2 separate regions of the Homo sapiens genome follow, and region 1 is linked to region 2. The links are chromatin contacts, found by Hi-C or POLR2A ChIA-PET in ENCODE. All regions are on one chromosome and are shown on one strand. Each heading gives the region's core, a stretch centred on a gene start or an enhancer-like site at or near the end of the contact. The rest is flanking DNA. Distances are from core to core; before and after follow the strand shown.

Region 1 (6,954 bases), core at 3,935-6,434, 100 kb after region 2:
TGCTATCCTTTAATGAAACTGTCACCTCGGTTTCAGAACTGGAATTCAGATCCATTTCTCCCTCACGTGTCTTACCAAGTCTAAATGACTTGCCGTGGACAGTATTTCCCAAATCAAGTTAAGCCGCCCAATAAATTTTTCCAAAACAATGGATAACCTGACAATTACATTGTAAAACATTAGGGAAAATAGCAAACACACAAAATTAGTGGTAATAGTATAATGAGCCCCTACGTACCCATTAACTTCAAGCATAACATTTTGCCAATCTTCATCTACACCTGTTTTGTTTTGCTGGAGTCTTTTAAAGCAAATCCCAAATGTGTAATTTTACCCATAAATACTTCAGTGTGAGGAATGCTAGAGTCCAATTTGTACATTAATACAAGTATATCAGCTAGCGCCGGCGTGGTGGCTCAGCCAGGCTTGGTGGCTCACATCTGTAATCCCAGCACTTTGGAAGGCCAAGGTGGAAGGATTGCTTGAGCCCAGGAGTTCAAGAACAGCCCGCGTAACATAGCAAGATCCTATCTTTAGAAAAACAAACAAATAAACAAAAAACATGTACTGGCTGGGCACAGCGGCTCATGCCTGTAATCTTAGAAATTTGGGAATCAGAGGCAGCAGATTGTTTGAGCCCAGGAATTCTAGACTAGCCTGGGCAACATGGCAAAACCCTGTCTCTACCAAAAATACAAAAATTAGCTGGGTGTGGTGGTGTGCGCCTGTAGTCCCAGCTACTCAGGAGGCTGAGGTGAGAGGATGGTTTGAGCACAGGAGGCGGAGGTTACAGTGAGCTGAGATTGCGCCATTGCACTCCAGCCTGGGTGACAGAGCCAGACCCTGTCTCAAAAAACAAAACAGGGCTGGGCATGGTGGCTCAGCCTGGGCACAGTGGCTCACACCTGTAATCCCAGCACTTTGGGAGGCCAAGGTGGGTGGATCACCTGAGGTCAGGAGTTCAAGACCAGCCTGGCCAACATGGTGAAACCCTGTCTCTACTAAAAATACAAAAAATTATACGGGCGTGGTGGCGGGCACCTGTAATTCCAGCTACTTGGGAGGCTGAGGCAGGAGAATTGCTTGAACCCAGGAGGCAGAGGTTGCAGTGAGCCCTGATCATGACACTGCATTCCAGCCTGGGCAACAAGAGCAAAAACTCCCTCTCAACAAACAAAAACAAAACAAGTGTACTAAGTCCAGTGCGGTGGCTCACACCTGTAATCCCAGCACTTTGGAGGCCAAGACAGGAGGAGCACTTGAGCCCAGCATGAGCAACAGAGTGAGACCCTGTGTCTACAAAAATTTTTTTAAAAATTAGCCAGGCAGCAGGGCGCAGTGGCTCACGCCTGTAATTCCAGCACTTTGGGAGGCCGAGGAGGGCAGATCACAAGGTCAGGAGATCAAGACCATCCTGGCTAACACAGTGGAACCCCGTCTCACTAAAAATACAAAAAATTATCCGGGCGTAGGTGGCGGGTGCCTATAGTCCCAGCTACTTGGGAGGCTGAGGTAGGAGAATGGCGTGAACCCAGGAGGCAGAGCTTTCAGTGAGCCGAGATTGTGCCACTGCACTACAGCCTGGGTGACAGAGCAAGACTCCGTCTCAAAATAAATAAATAAATAAATTAAATTAAATTAAATTAAATTAGCCAGGCATGGTAGCTTGTGCATGTAGTCTGAGCTACTTGGGAGGCTGAGGTGAGAAGATTGCTTGAGCCTGGGATCTGGAGGCGTAGTGAGCTGTGATTACCCCACTGCACTCCAGCCTGTGTAGCTGAGACCCTGTTTCAAAAAAAATGAAATAGTGCAGCTAAAAGTATCAATGTCACCAAAGCAGAAGACCCAAGTCTCCAGCCACACTTTTGTTGAGACAATAGTATTCATAAAGTGATTTTCAAAATTTTTATTTACTTACTTATTTCCCACTTCATAAGCTGGTCTAGCATGAAGTATGGTTTTTTTAGTTGTTGTTGTTTTTTTTGAGACAGAGTCTTGTTCTGTCACCCAGGCTGGATTGCAGTGGCACGATCTCAGCTCACTGCAACCTCCACCTCTCAGGTTCAAGAAATTCTCCTGCCTCAGCTTCCCGAGTAGCTGGGATTATAAGCGCACACCACCGTGCCCAGCTAACTTTTGTATTTTTAATAGAGACAGGGTTTCTCCATGTTGGCCCGGCTGATCTCAAACTGACCTCAAATGATCCACCTGCCTTGGCCTCCCAAAGTGTGGGGATTACAGGTGTGAGCTATCACACCCAACCAAAGTAGTATTTTATTTAACATTTATATCTTCAGCAACTTAAGCATGTTCGAAACTGAACCATAATTTTGCTCTCAAATGGATAAATAATCATAAGAAAGCTGCTTAAGAAGAAAGGGTACCTTGGCTGGGTGTGATGAATCATGCCTGTAATCCCAGCACTTTGGGAGGCCAAGGCATTTGGATCACCTAAGGTCAGGAGTTCGACACCAGCCTGGCCAACATGGTGAAACCCCGTCTCTAATAAAAGTACAAAAATATTAGCCAGGCATGGTGGCAGGCACTTGTGGTCCTAGCTACTCAGGAATCTGAGGCAGGAGAATTGCTTGAACCTGGGGAGGCAGAGGTTACAGTGAGCCAAGATCGCGCCACTGCACTCCAGCCTGGGTGACAGAGCGAGACTCCATCTCAAAAAAAAAAAAAAAAAAAAGGGTACCTTGATTTTTTTTTTTTTGAGATGGTCGCAGGTTCAAGTGATTCTCGTGCCTCAGCCTTCTGAGTAGCTGGGATCACAGGCGTGTGCCACCACACCCAGCTAATTTTTGTATTCTTAGTAGAGATGGGGTTTTGTCATGCTGGTCTCTAACTCCTGGCCTCAAGTGATTCTCCCACTTCTGCCCCTCCAAGTGCTGGAATTACAAACATGAGCCTCTGTGCCCAGCCAAAAGTACCTTGATTTTATTTATGATATTGCTAAGGAAAGGAGGCAGAGAAATTCTGGGCAGAAGAGGGTGGGTCCCCAATGAGGGCTCCCCACCTGGAGCTGAAAAGCCTGATACTATGGCCCAAAGTGAGCATTTACATCCCTGTTTGCCCTCTTGAAAGTTGCCTTTTCCATAACTACCCATGGCCCACCCCCCATCCTGTGCCCATGAAAACCCCAGGCTCAGCTGGGCACAGTAGCCTGTAACCCTAGCACTTTTGGAGGCCAGGGCGGGCAGATCACTTGAGGTCAGGAGTTCAAGACCAGCCTGGCCAACATGGCGAAACCCCACCTGTACTAAAAATACAAAAATTAGCCAGGCATGGTGGCGGGCGCCTGTAATCCCAGCTACTCAGGAGGCTGAGGCACGAGAATCACTTCAACCCAGGAGGCGGAGGTTGCACTGAGCCAAGATCGCGCCACTACACTCCAGCCTAGGTGATAGAGCAAAACTCAGTCTAAAAAAAAAAACCAAGCTCAGCCAGCAGAGAGTGGAGAAGCAGCTGGATATTGGAGACTACGGTTGGACGGCAGAAATAAGTGGCTTGACTTCAGAGGGACAGCTTCATGGTGTAGCTTTGAAGAGGAGTCCAGCCAGGGACGGCTGGACTTCAGGGGAAGATTACCTTCTTGCTCCATCCTCCTTTCAGCTCCTCTTCCCACTGAGAGTCACTTTCATTGGCAATAAATTTCCATGCATTTACCATCTTCAATTCATTTGTGCTACCTCATTCCTCCTGGACACTGGACAAGAACTTGGGTACCACAAGTGCGGGTACAAAAGCCTGTCACACTGACCCTCCACTGAGCTGTTAACACTTAAGCTGTCCACAGCAAAGCTAAAAGGGCATTGTAACACCCCTTCTGGGGCTTCAGGGGTTGCAGGCACCCTCACCAGATGCTGCTGCGGGGCCCACACAAAGTTTTGCTCCTTCAGGTGCCCAAAAGCACTTGCCCCAGCTCCTGCACCCGCTCACCTGCATGCTCCGCCTCCCATAAGGGGTGGAACACAGCAGGTCCAAGTGAGTGGAATGGCCCCTGCCAGCGCCAAAGTGGCTGGCTAGTTCCAGCGCCCCTGCATTCCAGTTCCTGCCAATGAAGGGGTCAGGGAAATACCCTGCTTCAAAATGTATCAGAATTTTTTTTCATTGCAAGTAGCAGGAAGCTCAACTCAAAGTGATCTAAACACGGACATCTATACTCAGAAGTACAGACATAGGGCAGAATGGAAGGTGTGTAGGTTTGTAGGTGCTGTGAGTCAACACTGTCATCGGGGACCCGGGTTCTTTCCATCCCTCTACACTTCCAGTCACAGTGTCTTAAATCTAGTGCCCTTGAGTTATAGGAGGGTCACCAGTAGCCAGGCTTCCTAGTTCATGTTCAGGAGTGACTCCTCATGGCTCCCCATGGCTCTGTTAAAATCAAAGAAACATCTTTTCCAACAGCCCTTTCAAACTCCTCATCGCATCTCACTGGCTGATTCAGTCATTTAAACCTGCTTCTCCCTAAAGCTGATCACTGGCTAAGCTAATAGGGTTTCCGGGATTGGTTTAGCCTGATACTAATCCAGGTCTACCTTCAGGAGCCAGACCAAACTGCCTATTGGCATTGCATTCTTGCAGTAGGGAGGGGAGGTATGGATGGTGTGGAGTCCACCACAAGGTCCATGCCAGTCTTTGCTGAACCAGCATCAGACTCCATCAAGCAACAGATGAGAGGTTCCATGATAAAGTGGCCCTCAGCAATCCCCATCCATTGCTGTCTAGGAAGAACAGTGCTTGTACACAGGTTTAGGACCTCAGTCTTGGCTGTAATCTTCTGGTTTACTTTGCCAGCACCAAACAGAAGGAAAGAAAGGGCTCAAATTTGACCAAATAAATTATGCTTCTCCTTCCAGAGATAACCTTGAGTCCTGTCTAGGAAGATATTAGAATTGTAAAGAAAAAAAAAATTACTCCTTATCCTATGGCAAGTGGAGTCTATGTCTACTTCAGCTGAAATTAAATCCTGTCCATAATAGATGACCCTTGCTCAAGCTGGCCAGAAGCCATACCAACCAGCACGAAGGTTAAAACTATTATTAGTTTTTTCTGTGATTTTCATTTTCAGGCCAAGTTTTAGAACAATAAGATTTTAAGAATAGGAAGTAAGTAAGATTTCTGCATATCCTGTTCTCTTAGTCAGCTGAATTTTTTTTTTTTTTTTTTTAGACAAAGTCTTGCCTCTTCACCCAGGCTGGAGTGCAATGGTGCAATCTCAGCTCACTGCAACTTCTGCCTCCCGGGTTCAAGCAATTCTCTTGCCTCAGCCTCCCCAGTAGCTGGGATTACAAGCCTGGCTAATTTTTGTTTTTAGTAGAGATGGGATTTCACCCTGTTGGCCAGGCTGGTCTTGAACTCTTGACCTCAAGTGACCTTCCTAACTCAGCCTCCCAAAGTGCTGGGATTACAGGCGTGAGCCACCGCACCAAGCCTGGAATCTATGTCTTACAGTTATGAGAATCAACAGCTAGCTCATTATGGGCAAGGTGATGTCACTCTGGCTTCTCAATGAAAATGGCATTTCTCCCTTGGAAAAGGTCATAGCCAGTCAGTCAGTCAGTCAACAAACATTTATTGAGTACTTACCAGGCACTGTGCTAGACCCTGGAGATACAGGAGTGGTGAATGAAATCAACATGGGCTCTGCCCTGGAAAGCTTCATGGAAAAGGCAGTCAATAAAAAAGAAAAAAGATAATTATGGATTATAATAATGATAAAGGACGTAAGCAGAGATGTGATGTGGAGTAAGTGTGTATTAGGAGCATATAGGAAGGCTGTTCTGAGAAGATGGCTCTCAAGTTCTTGAAGATATCCAAGTACTTTTCTGTCCACATTCTAAACCAACTGAAAAATAAGACGAAAAAAAAAAGCAACAAAAGGGCTGAGCACAGTGCCTCACGCCTGTAATCCCAGCTACTCTAGAGGCTGAGGCAGGAGAATTTCTTAAACCTGGGAGGCAGAGGTTGAGCCACCCCACTCCAGCCTGGGTGACAAAGCGAGACTCTGTCTCTAAATAAATAAGTAAGTAAATAAATACTTTAGGTTTAGATTTTTTTTTTTTTTTGAGACGGTCTCAGTCTGTCATTCAGGCTGGAGTGCAATGGTTCCATCACGGCTGACTGCAGCCTCGACCTCCCAGGTTCAAGCGATCGTCCCACCTCAGTCTCCCGAGTAGCTGGGACTACAGGTGCATACCACCACACCCAGCTAGTTTTTTTATTTTTTATAGAGACAGGACATTGCCATCTTGCCCAGGCTGATCTCAAAATCCTGGGCTCAAATGATCCTCCCTCCTCGGCCCCAAAATGCTGGGATTACAGGCATGTGCCACCACGCCCAGCCTAGGATTATAATTTTTTTATAGATTACCTCTACCTAGTTGACGAAAACGGTTCAGTGGCTGTTGCCCCGAGAGCAAGCATTCATCCCAGTTTACCAGGGGCTTTTCCAATGTTAGCAGCAAGAGTTCCATGTCCCAGGCACTCCTTCAGTCCTAGTTGTTCCAATCCTAAGAGGATGAGCAGAGGCCAGGGGCGTTTAGGGACAATTCCTCTCCATGGAGACCATGACTAGAAAAGACTGTACCCCTATGGCCGGGCGTGGTGGCTCACGCCTGTAATCCCAGCACTTTGGGAGGCCGAGGTGGGTGGATCACAAGGTCAGGAGATCGAGACCTTCCTGGCTAACACAGTGAAACCCCATCTCTACTAAAAAATACAAAAAATTAGCTGGGTGTGGTGGCGGGTGCCTGTAGTCCCAGCTACTCAGGAGGCTGAGGCAGGAGAATGGTGTGAACCCAGGAGGCGGAGCTTGCAGTGAGTGGAGATCGCACCAATGCACTCCAGCCTGGGCAACAAAGCGAGACTTGGTCTCAAAAAAGAAGAAAAAGAAAAGAAAAGACTGTACCCCTAATAGTGACTTTTGAGCTGGAAGCCAAAGGAGCTAAC
Region 2 (7,333 bases), core at 4,143-6,642:
AGCAGCAGAGGGTGAGGGTTCAAGGCAGCCAGCTGGGGACTCGTGGCACAGGCAGACAACAGGGAGCGCACTGTGGGATGTGGGGGCAATGGTGACGGCTCCCGGGTTTTCAGTCTAAGTGGCTGAAGGTCGACATTCCTATCAATTGAGATGGGGAGAAGCAAGTGGAACAATTTTGGGGGACAATCACGAGCTGAATTTTAGACTTTAAGAGGTTTTTCCATCTCTGAGCCTTTGTTTCCTTTTCTGTAGAAAGGGGGTGATAACAGCACCTACCTCAAGGGCAGGTTGTGAAAATGAGATAACATGCAAAGAAAGCACTTGAAGCCTGGGCACATAATGAGACTCCGTCTCTACAAAAAATACAAAAGTTAGCTAGGTGTGGTGGCGTGCACTTGCAGTCACAGTTATTCTGGAGGCTGAGGTGGGAGGATCGCTTGAGCCTGGAAAATCAAGGCTGCAGTGAGCAGTGATCATGCCACTAAACTCCAGCCTAGGTGACAGGGCAAGACCCTGTCTCTAAAAAAAAAAAAAAAGAGGACAGGTGCGGTGGCTCAGACCTGTAATCCCAGAACTTTGGGAGGCCAAGGCGGGTGGATCACCTGAGGTTGGGAGTTCAAGACCAGCCTGACCAACATGGAGAAACCCTGTCTCTACTAAAAATACAAAATTAGCCGTGTTGGTAGTGCATGCCTGTACTTGGGAGGCTGAGGCAGGAGAATCGCTTGAATCTGGGAGGCAGAGGTTGTGGTGAGCCAAGATTGTGCCATTGCACTCCAGCCTGGGCAACAAGAGTGAAACTCCATCTTGAGGAAAAAAAAAAAAAAAAGCACTTGGCCCAGTGAGTGCCTGGTATACAGCAAAGGCTCAATAAATTCTAGTTACTATACTAATGAGATAAGAAAATGACACAGACCATGTAAGTAAATGCTTTTTGTTACAGTATGGGGGATGGGAGTAAAAATAAACAGTAAGAATTCAAAGGCTTTTAATACCCTCAGCTTCTCGCCTCTTCTCTCCCAGCTGCCCGTCAGTCCCCAGCTGGCTCAGAGGAATGATAAGGGACAGAGAGGCGGGAGGGGACCTTGCTTCCACAGTCTGAGTGCTGCCCCGAATCACTGGGAACACTTCTCAGCAGGGTGCCGCTGACATTTCAGACTGGGTGCGTTTCTGCTGGAGGGCTGTCTGCACATTGCAGAAGCTGAGAGGCATTCCTGGCCTCCACCCACTAGATGCCAGTAGCAGCCCCCCTCCAGTTGTGACAATCGAATCGAATATATCTTCTGACGTTGCCATGTGTCCCGTAGGGGACAAAATTGCCAGGTCGAGAGCACTGCTTTAAAGAAGCAGCTGACACGTACTCTGGCTTACTCTGTGCCTTGCACCATTGGCAACTCTCAGGTAAGTGAATCATTCAGTCTTCGCCACACACGTCCCTACAGGGCTTTACAAATGGGCATGCCATGGTGCACAGAGGTGACATAACTCACCTGTCATGGCCCAGCTAGTCCACATCGGAGCAGGATGGAACCCAGATTGTTCAAGGTCTCAACCGCTCTGCCCTGTTGCTCTCCAGTATACAAGTACCTGGGTAAAAAGTCACTCTGAGCCAGCGAGGGGGACGGGGGGCAGAGGCCTGCCGCAGCTCCTGCTAGAGTCCCACACAAGGTAGCACCTCAGGTCCTCTAGCGACATCAAAAAAGGGAGTGCCAGAGGGAATTTCCACACGCTCCACTCTCAGTAATTAAACTGCAACAACCTCCCAGACTCTCAGGCCTCAGGAGCAACCGCCTTAATTAATATATTCCACGTTGCAGCCTCCTCCATCCACAGCCACGCTCGGTATTCCCGAACCGCACTCCACCAGCAGAGCTAGGACAAAACAGGCCTCCTAGTGAGGCATGGCATTTGCAGGCCACAGCCCCATTCTTAGGGGATAAGCCTGGGATGGGGAATGTGTCTTGAGGTCACCAACCCCAATTCAAACCTGATGCAAAGCTCCTTCCTGCTCCCTGAAGCCAGGTGATGCTACCGAAGAATAATTACTGTTGTCACCACAGCATTTTCTAAGTCCAGGCACAGAGTGGCAGAGTCAGTCAGCCCTCACAAGCCTGCAAGGTAGGAATTATTCCCATTTTATGGATGACAAAACTGAGGCTCAGAGAAGGTAAGTAACCTGCCTGAGGCCATGGAGTAATAAGTGGTAAGCCTGGATCCAAGGCCATGCTTTCCCTCTCTCCTAACAGCCCCTTCTGGCTCAGGAGTTGACAGACGCATTATCCATTTTAACTGAAATTAAAAGAAAAATGTGGGCCGGGCACAGTGGCTCACGCCTGTAACCCCAGCACTTTGGAAGGTGGAGGCGGGCAGATCAGGAGGTCAAGAGATCGCCAACATAGTAAAACCCTGTCTCTACTAAAATTACAAAAATTAGCTGGGCATGGTGGCACACGCCTGTAATCCCAGCTACTCGGGAGGCTGAGGCAAGAGAATTGCTTGAACCCAGGAGGCAGAGGTTGCAGTGAGCTGAGATCTCGCCACTGCACTCCAACCTGGCAAAAGAGCAAGATTCCGTCTCAAGAAAAAAAAAAGAAAAAGAAAAATCCACCTTACAGGAAAAAGAAAAACGGCTAGAGTCCAACCCACTGCCAATCAGAGATTAATTCGAAAATAAGGCTTACAATTATTATATACCAATAGAAATTAATTAATTATTTTTGAGATGGAGTCTCACACCGTCACCCAGGCTGGAGTGCAGTGGTGCGATCTCAGCTCACTGCAACCTCCGCCTCCCGGGTTCAAGTGATTATCCTGCCTCAGCCTCCTAATAGCTGGGATTACAGGCACCCACCACCACACCCAGCTAATTTTTGTATTCTTAGTAAAGACGGGGTTTCACCATGTTGGCTAGGCTGGTCTTGAAATCCTAACCTCAAGTGATCCACCTGCCTCAGCCTCCCAAAGTGCTGGAATTACAGGCATGAGCCACCACACCCCGCTAATTAATTTTTAAAAAGAAAATATGGTCTGGGCACAGTGGCTCATGCCTGTAATCCCAACGCTTTGGGAGGCTGAGGTGGGAGTATCACTTGAGGCCAGGAGTTTGAGCCTGGGCAACAAGGTGAAACCCCATCTCTACAAAAAATAAAAAAAAAAATTTAAAAGCTGGGCATGGTGGCCGGGCGCGGTGGCTCATGCCTGTAATCCCAGCACTTTGGGAGGCTGAGGTGCGCGGATCACCTGAGGTCAGGAGTTCAAGACCAGCCTGGCAAACATGGTGAAACCCCGTCTCTACTAAAAAATACCAAAAATTAGCTGGGTGTGAGGCTGAGGCAGGAGAATCGCTTGAGCCCAGGAGGCAGAGACTGCAGTGAGCCGAGATCGCGCCACTGCACTCCAGCCTGGGTGACAGAGCAAGACTGCCTCAAAAAAAAAAAAAATTAAGAAATGGTAATGTAAGGCGATGGGGAGAGGCCCTGCATCTGTCTACACACAGTGCCATCTGCATCGCATCCCAGACCACCCCATGTTAGCCACAGCTAGCCCTCCTCCAGTGGGGGCAGCCATGAAGCCCAAATGCAGGAGGACCCTTTCCTCTCTGGCTACAGGTCTGCTGCCGTGGGAGTGATTCTGGAATTCTCAACAGTTTGCCCTATGCACACTCCGAGATCAGAGTAGCCCGCCTGTCCCCTTCACAGCAGTGCCGTGCACGCTGTTCCAGGTCCAGAGCTCTCTGATGAAGGCCCTTTCGGAAGGTTCTGGGAGCATTTAAATCAAATCCACCTGACCTCATTCAATACAGCCCCGCAATGGCCAGAATGCAATGCTGCACCCAGCTGAGCCGCCTACCTACTGCAGGAAAGGTACTGACACGGCAACCAGGCTGGGAGGGAGGCGCCTGGAACCACTGGGGCATCCTCCTTTCTATGAAGGGGCTCCTGTTCAGAGCAAGCTCTGCAGGCCACCAGCAGGCATGCCACACACACCAAAGTGCTCCAGCACAGGCACAAACCTGCCTGGAGACAGCTTCCCCAGGACCTGCACGCTGGACAGGAAGCAAAAAGAAAGGGCTCCTTCTGTCCCTCCCACGCACTGAGGCAGGCGGTCAGATCCAAGCTTACCCTCATATTCCCTCTACAGCCGTGGCTCTCAATGGGGGCGATTCTGCCCCACGGCAGAAATGTGGCAATATCTAGAGACATTTTTGATTGTCACGACTAGTAGGGTCCTGCTGGGTAGAGGCCAGGATCAGTGCCCACCACCAATAATTATCCAGCCCCACGTCTGGAGAGCTGAGTGAGAAGCCCTACTAGGGGGCCATCTCGGAGCTGCCGATTGCACCAGGCTCCCTCCACATCTCTGGGCCTCTGCATCTGCTATGCTTTCCACCTAGAACTTCCTTCCCTCCCTGATTCCTGAGACCAAGCCTCACAGATGTTCTCTGCTCTACAACACCTTCTCTGGGCTGCCTCGAGGCCTGTGTCTGCACATCCGCCTGCATTTCCTCTTCTCGCATCACCGCCCCAACACTGTACCTGGATATCTGAGAAATGTTCACCACCAGACTGGAAGCTCTTTGAGGACAGACCGGGGGTGGTTTTAAGGCCTTTATAGGCCCCAGGGAACCTTATTCTCAGAGACATACTAAAACAAACCCACATCTCTTATTAAATGTAATCCTCACGTAACTCACAAGAGTAGAGGGAGTGATATATTTTTTTCCCACATGGCCAATATTTTTGTGGACCCTAGAAAAACTTGTAAGGCTCTGTGCTGAAGAATCTGGACAGGTGAGACACCACTGCTAGCCACAACTGGGGCTCCTCGAGTGGTGAAGTGAATGGGAACCATGAAGGAAGTGCCCCCCAGCCTTTGCATGGCCTCACTTCAGATAATCCTAACACACCAAGGAGCTGGAGGAACCTGCATGTTCCTATAACTGGATTGGCATGAGGCATCTGTTTACATCTTCTGGTTTAAAATATTTATCCTTGTGATTCTGGCCCAGATCTCGTTGTCTCTCCAGTCCTGAATTGAGTGAAACCCACCTTTTTACAGAGGCAAGAGTACCTGGCAGGCCTGCTCTGACAGCCTCTTGAAATTCAGCTGAAAACAATGCAAACAGGAAGGCATGTGGAGCCTGAGGAAGTTTCCTTGGCTGCCCCAGAACACTGAAGATCCTGGGCTATGTCTTCAGGCTCTACTGTTCTAACCAAGGGGACGTGCTGGTGGAGGTTTTCTCTCTGCACAGTGGGGGGACAAGGACAGAAGAAAAGAAAGGCATCTTTCGGCTTAATTTTAAAAGAGGTTCTTTTTTCTTCCCAGAGAACAGCTGGAGCCCTGGAACCTGGCCAAGTCAGAGCCTGAGACCTGAAGTCAGGAACCAGCACGCCTACAAAATCCAGCCACGGATCTTCCTTTAATTCAGTCTGACTCATTACCTTCAGCCTCTGGCAGGTTCCAGAGGGGTTACTAATGCAGAATCCAGAGCCTTCTTCTATTTATAAGCCAATGGAAGGGCTGGAATCCTAGCTCTTGCATGGGTACAAGCGCCCCCTCACTCCTGGGTATGAGGCCTCCCAGGCCTGACCGACCTTCCCCATGGGCTGTGCACCTGGCAGGAAGCTTCCTGAGCAAAGGCATCAAAAGATCCTCTGTGTCAACTGGAGGTAGAGGAACGCTTTTTCTCTCCTGGGACACCAGAGAGATCCCCAGCAAGCTGACTAAGTCCCCAAAAGGCAAATTAATTTGCATTTCTGTCAGGAAGGGACCACTTCCAGACCTAGTAATTCCAGGGATGGAGCCTGGCCCAGAGGTTCTGGAGAGCATGGGTCACCTCCAGAGAGTGCGGGTCACCTCCAGAGAGTGCGATCAGACTGGAAATTTTGACCTATGGAAGCTCCATCAATCCCGCTGTCAAAAGCTATGCCAGCTCTTTGCAGGGTCACAGCTTAAAATTTTAATTACATTAGGAAATTTAAAAGTACTTCAAGAAGAAAGGGGGAAAACTGACACAGTGCTATTTTTGGCGGGGGTGGGGGGCACTCACGTTTCTCCACAAGGTACATAAGGTCCCTTCACTCTGAACCACACTGACATGTTCACGCCACCCCATTCCCACAAGGACAAGCCTCATCCTCAGAGGCAGGCCTGGGCATGGCCCGGCCCTCCCATTGCCTGAGGGTCACCCAGATCTTCTCAACAGGCACCTCTCTCTCCAGCTCTTCTCCCCTTGCCCCATTCCCTCCATAGCTTTCCCTCATTAAAGCCTCTATAATTGGTTCAAACAAACAAGCTTCCTGAACTGAGTTTGCTGCATCCCCTCAGAATCCCAGGGCTGGGAAAGCCTCCAGCTTCCTGTGGTGAGGATTAGGTCATTAAATCAATTGGATCGGCTGCAGGACTGTGCCCCCGGAAGCAGCCCCCTCCTCACCACCCGGCTCTGGGGATGGTCATCCTCAGGACCTGGCTGAGAGACCCCAGGTGCAGCCTCCTGGGGAAACGCTTCCCAATCAAACTCTTCGGAAAATAAGTTTTGTTGGGCACAGTGGCAAATGCCTGTAATCCCAGCACTTTGGGAGACTGAGGTAGGAGAATTGCTTGAGGCCTGGACTTCAAAACCAGCCTGGGCAATAAAGTAAGACCCCATCTCTTTAAATTTTTTTTTTTTTTTTTTTTTTTTTTTTTGGAGATGGGGTCTCGCTCTTTCCCTCTGTCGCCCAGGCTGGAGTGCAGTGGCGCAATCTCGTTTCACTGCAACCTCTGCCTTCCAGTCTCAGGTGATTCTCCTGCCTCGGCCTCCCGAGTAGTTGGGACTACAGGTGCGTGCCACCATGTCCAGCTAATTTTATTTTGTATTTTTAGTAGGGACAGGGTTTTGCCATGTTGGCCAGGCTGGTCTCAAAATCCTGACCTCATGTGATCTGCCTACCTCAGCCTCCCAAAGTGCTGGCATTATAGACATGAGCCACCGAGCCTGGCTTCTACAAAAAATCTTTAAAAGATTAGCTGGGTGCAGCCTGGGCGCGGTGGCTCACGCCTCTAATCCCAGCACTTTGGGAAGCTGAGGCGGGCGGATCATGAGGTCAGGAGATCAAGACCATCCTGGCTAACACGGTGAAACCCCGTCTCTACTAAAAATACAAAAAATTAGCCAGGCGTGGTGGTGGGTGCCTGTGGTCCCAGCTACTCGGGAGGCTGAGGCAGGAGAATGGCGTGAACCCGGGAGGCAGAGCTTGGAGTGAGCCGAGATCGCGCCACTGCATTCCAGCCTGGGGGACAGAGCGAGACTCCGTCTAAAAAAAAAAAAAAAAAAAGATTAGCTGGGTGTGCA

The links. A loop is a pair of places that touch in the nucleus more often than their neighbours do. ChIA-PET counts read pairs that join two places held with the same protein, here RNA polymerase II (POLR2A).
Region 1: a map of astrocyte of the cerebellum shows a loop between it and region 2 (10-fold over the local background). The contact joins two enhancer-like sites. A Hi-C loop is called at or near these places in 2 of 168 maps with a recorded cell type or tissue (astrocyte of the cerebellum and endothelial cell of hepatic sinusoid). POLR2A ChIA-PET finds 5 or more read pairs at or near these places in 2 of 52 experiments (AG04450 and Panc1).

The regions. Positions count from the first base shown.
Region 1 is chr1:9,986,032-9,992,985 of GRCh38, forward strand. It overlaps a transcript of NMNAT1 not described here. Among named protein-coding and RNA genes, the nearest start is that of RBP7, 7.7 kb to the right of the region's middle. RefSeq lists a silencer at 5,240-5,534. Within about 2 kb of position 5,185, at least 4 of the 41 ENCODE cell types and tissues checked have a DNase peak (open chromatin) inside an H3K27ac peak, as active enhancers do.
Region 2 is chr1:9,885,124-9,892,456 of GRCh38, forward strand. The region is part of intron 1 of CTNNBIP1 (catenin beta interacting protein 1); the gene reads right to left. Among named protein-coding and RNA genes, the nearest start is that of CTNNBIP1, 21 kb to the right of the region's middle. RefSeq lists an enhancer at 1,670-2,258. Within about 2 kb of position 5,393, at least 17 of the 41 ENCODE cell types and tissues checked have a DNase peak (open chromatin) inside an H3K27ac peak, as active enhancers do.